2 separate regions of the Homo sapiens genome follow, and region 2 is linked to region 1. Evidence: chromatin loops called from intact Hi-C (ENCODE). Cell type or tissue: CD4-positive, alpha-beta T cell. All regions are shown on one strand.

Region 1 (2,500 bases):
CGTTCAAGGAAAAAACCCTAAGACATGATCCGAGAGGCCTCCATTCAGATAGGTCTTAATTCTTTAAACAGTAGCCAGAATCCACCTAGCTCTCCTGTTTCCAGCTCACATTTCTCTGCCTCACAGTTAAATCTAAATGTCCTTGTGAAATACCTGCCCAAAACCAAGATATGTCAAATCCATTCATCCACTTAGCAGAGAGATAGTTACTATGTGCAGTCATGGCTTCCTTGAACTATTATCAGTCAAATAACATTATTTTTAGAAAGAAAAAAAGTGAAATTTGGTTGATTTTTCTGTAACTAGTTCAAAATGAGCCCATCCTGACTTCTGATTTATAATTATGTATAAGATTTTGTAACAGTGTTCAAAATGAAATCAAAACTATTTCTATAGGGAATCAGGTTGGTTTGCATGCTCTTAGTAAACATCTTCTTAGCCTTACCTTTGCTTCAGGCATATTGAGTAAGTTACTTGTGTGTGACCAACAATTAATTTGGAATTTGGGATTATACCAGTTGACTTACGAGAGCCATGCACGCTATGGGAGGGGAGTAAGTATCAGTGAGAAACTTGCTTTGAGAAAGTTAATTTTGCCTTTAATGCTTCATCTTTTTGTACCATATAAGTACCTGATCAGTCATCTTTTTATTTACAACTTAGTAACTTAAACATATTTGTAGGTATTTGAAAGAGGTACATTTTCTAGATATTAGCAAAGAATTTAGAATAGAAAAAGAAATGCTGAGGAGTGCCTTTCTAAATTAAAAATAAGTATATTTTCATGAGTGTACAGTTTAGATAATAACACGAAGATGTGACCAAGTATTTTTGAATGAGTTTATTAATGCCTGCTTGTGCTTAATCATTTAAGGCATGTCAAAAAAAGGAAAAAATATATCTCAGCCATCACATACACATTATTGTCAGCAGGTTAATTATTTATATCCACTGTCTAAATTGTGGGTCTCTGTACATGAAGCAGTTTACAGAGTATTTAAATAAATATGCATATTCACAAATAAATATTAGTACTTAAATGAGTATGCATTGCCATTTAAATTAATATGGTCATTTAAATATGTGCTATACAAAACAATTATGCACTATGGATTCCCTCACGTTAAGAGTTCTATTGCTTATTAACTGATTTGCATTTGAATTTTAGAAGAAAATAATTTTGTGAATTTGGTTTTGCCTTTTAGAATTCTCACTATTTTCTAAAAAATAAATGCTCTAGTAATTTCTACAATGCAGTAAAAGCAAGTAACATTCAGGCATCAGTGATTCCTACAGCCACTAGATGGTGCACCAGAACCAGATGTTGGGTCTAGTCTAGAAGAGGGTCTGAAGAGAAACTAGAACTCTAACAGTATGTATGACATGACATTAAAATGGAACAATGACACTGACATTATCAGTGTTCTGCAGAATATTACAATTTAATGATGAATTTTTTAAAAGGCAAAATAAAGATAAAATCAAATTTTTTTTGCAAAGGAATTACAATATGTAAAAATAGTCTGTTCAAATGAATCTGGAAATATTTTCTATCCCCAATTGACATACTGTTCTCTGATAAATTTGTGAGGCCCAGTAGGTAATCCTGTATAATATTCATTTTAATTCATATGAAAGCCATACACCTCTAACCTTAAAAATTAGTAAACTTAAGGTAGTCACATTTCTTAGGAATTATTCATATCTGAATTTTGTACATTAAGGAAGTTTATTCATATAGACACTTAAAAATATTAAGCAATTCTGATTTAATGGTTTCCAGAGTATGATCTTCCCTACCTTTATGAAACCACACATTATTTAATAATTTTTCTCTTGATGAATGAAGTCTCTGTAATTAATATCAAATACTATTACATGTTTATTCCATTAATTATATTTGATTACATATTTGGAATGCACACACACATATGTACACACGCCCCTCCACACATAGCGATCCTAAATGATTGCAGATTCTGTCTTTTCTCACTTTCTTACTTGCCTCATCATTTCTTGCTGCTATTCCAGTATTTCTTGCTTCTAATTTGAATCTTCATCTTCATTTACTGGATGAGATTCTGAAGTGGTTTGAGGATATTCCTACAAAGAAAATCAGGGGCTTTGTGACAGCTGTGCATCCTGGTGGCCTTTTGTTCGCAGGTGCTTGTGGTTGCTAGATCTTAACTTCAGACGAGTGAGTGCTGCTGTTCATGACTTCACATCTGTATTCATTAATTAAATAGCTCATTCCACATAAAGCTCCATTTCAGACCCCCCCATCTAGGTTCCTTGTTAGATAAAGCATAGTGCTTAGTGATGCCAAGATAATAAATCATTTAAGAGCACACTGACATTTTTCAAGGAAAAATCCTCTCCCCGTAAGTTGTTTGTAAGTCCTGATCAAATAGCTCATGAATATGAGCTATATTGGTAACTGCTGAGACATTAGAAAATATAATAGAAATATCACCAAACTTGAAGTCCAGAGACAAAAGTT
Region 2 (2,500 bases), 190 kb after region 1:
TCCTATAGTGCTGGCATTCATATCTGGCATAACCAAAATTCTGTCTCTTATTTAATATTCCTTCAAAGCTTTAAACCTAAGTATTTTCTTTTCCTTTGTATGATGCTGGAGCTTGTTGTGATTTTTAAAAAATATCTGGAAACATTTCCTTCCACATCAGAAACTCAAGTTTGCAAGAAATCCCTTTGGGAGCCTTGAAATGTTTATTTGAAGGGCAGACAGGAGGGACTGACAACACTGGACCTCCTGTCCACCCAGTCCCTGTGTGCATCTGCGGGAGAAGGGATGAGGTTGGAGTGAGGAGACTGGCACTGATTCTTCACCCAGACCCTCTGAAGCCCTTACCTGCCTGACATCCTCTTTCCTCTCTAGTGAGGTACGACCTCACTGCTCTCATTAGTAAACAGGCTGCTCTTCTCCAAGCTTTCACTTTCACAGTGAACAGGAGACAGCCTCTACTGCTGGGTTTCTTGTACAGGCTGACTTGACCTTCCAGGAAAAATGTAAAAACAAAAACCAAAATTGTAAAGAGGTTTGGGGGAACACAGGGTGGTTCAATAAGACGGGTGCCTGTATTAGTCCACGGAATAAATTTCTGCACAATCCACTCCACCTAAAGGAAGCTATAAAAACCTTATGATTCCCCAGGAGACCCTAGATCCAGCCTAGCCCTGCCCCTAACTAGCTATGTGGCTTTGCACAAGTAACTTCTCCAGGTCTGAGTTTTCAGGTAAGTCAGAGATGAAAGGGACTATGGGATCTTCAGGCCCAACTCCCTGCTATTTCTAGTGTGGAAATAGAAGATTGGAGGAGCCGAATGACCTGGCAAGGTCACGGTTAGTTAGAGGCGGGTCATCTGACTCTCCATAAAACTTTTTTTTCCACCACATCATACAGTTTCTCTCACGTGTAAAACTTGACTGGGGAGTGGGGAGAAGATGGCAGTTAGGAGGAGAGGAGGGGAACAGTTGTGAAAGTTTCTTGAAGTTTTCATGCTGTGCAGCATCCACGGCTGTGGGAAGCTAGGTTGATGCATGTTCAGAGCAGCCACTTCTAATGCCTCCATTTCCTCCTCACTTGTCTCCTCCCCGTCTCTTTCCCCCTCCCTTCCACTTTTTCTCCACACCTCATCACTGTTTTCTTCTTTATCATCTCCCTGTTTCTTTTCTATTCTTCATGATTCTGAGTTAGGAAATACCTTACCAGCAGGTATAGTTTATTGTGCTTTTTGCTTTTTTTTCTTTTCTTTTCTTTTCTTTTTAAGAAAAGGTCTCACTCTATTGCCCAGGCTGGAATGTGGTGGAATGTGTGGCTGCAATCACGGATCTCTGCAGCCTTGAGCTCCTGGACTCAAATGATCTTCCCATCTTAGCCTTCCAAGTAGCTGGGACTACAGGCACATGCCATCACACATCACACATCTCCCAACTTTTTTGTAGAGATGGGGTCTCACTATGTTGCCCAGGCTGGTCTCAAACTCCTGGGCTTAAGCGATCCTCCCACCTCAGCCTCCCAAAGTGCTGGGATTACAAGTGTAAGTCACCATGCCTGGTCTTTTGCATACTTTATTTTCTTTAGGAGAAAAATATGAGAGCTAGCCAATCAGTAAATAGAAATTATGTCCCTTCAAAGACAAAGTGTTTCCAAAAAAAAATTTTAGGAAGATGGAATTAGATGAAAAAAAAAAAGATCTTGTTTTATATTTTTGGGCTTTAGAGGTTAAATCATTTCTATAGAAGGGTGTGCTAGAAAGAAAAGTTAGAAGGCTTGCTTCTGGAAAATGCAGCATTCTAATTCAAGTGTTGTCTGAGAAGAGAAAGCAGAGAGTACTCATTGTACTAATGTGAAAAAGATGAATGACACCTAAATGGGTTTTCTTTGCATCACAGACCACAGTTAAGTGTTTTACATGCATTTGTCACTGCTATTAATGTAATCACATAAAACTTTCTCTTGTTCTCAAGTGCTTTTAAAGTGAGCTATTTGAGCTTTTGATTCTGCAGGTTTTCCTTCTCTTTCAAAATTAGCAAAGGTAATATGTAAGCCCTGAAACTTTTTTTTTTAAATGTAAGAGCAGAAGTAAAGAAAAGAGTATGGTAGTTGCTTGGGTAAATTGAGAACCGTGGCGTATCTTTCATGGGCTGTTGCCCGTAATTGTAATAAAAATATCCTGAGAGGATCATAAAGGACATTGCAAGTGTTTTCTGAATGATATATTAGTACCAGATCATCTATGCAGGCCGTCTGCACAGCCATTCTTCTCCTGTTGTATTTTCCCTCTGACTGAGGAACTCCTGGCCGCCTCAGGGAGAGACTCCCTGCTGTGCCCCCGACAGCAGGAAAATCTTGGGATGGACACAGGGTAGTCATGGGCTTTGCTTTGGCATGGTTTCTGGAGCTCACAGAGTTCTAACTATGTCAGAGGCATGGGAACCAGAGCAACTCCATCTTGAATGGGGCTGGGTAAAATGAGGCTGAAACCTACTGGGCTGTATTCCCA

What was found. Hi-C counts contacts between places; a loop is a spot of excess contacts. Peaks named below come from ENCODE experiments on the same cell type or tissue, not always from the same donor. Only the 100,000 strongest peaks of a DNase experiment are listed, where the experiment ranks them.
Region 2: a loop joins it to region 1, with 2.6 times the contacts of the local background. A loop is called at or near these places in 5 of 110 quality-filtered maps.

The regions. Positions count from the first base shown.
Region 1 is chr13:73,707,385-73,709,884 of GRCh38, reverse strand. The region is part of intron 7 of KLF12 (KLF transcription factor 12); the gene reads left to right. Among named protein-coding and RNA genes, the nearest start is that of LINC00393, 47 kb to the right of the region's middle. In CD4-positive, alpha-beta T cell, CTCF peaks have their summits at 1,085 and 1,290 (motif pointing right); a DNase peak (open chromatin) is centred at 1,324.
Region 2 is chr13:73,519,306-73,521,805 of GRCh38, reverse strand. No RefSeq gene overlaps it. Among named protein-coding and RNA genes, the nearest start is that of LINC00392, 44 kb to the left of the region's middle. In CD4-positive, alpha-beta T cell, no CTCF peak of the experiment used is centred here; DNase peaks (open chromatin) are centred at 385 and 1,035; H3K4me3 peaks cover 1,020 bases; H3K27ac peaks cover 1,455 bases.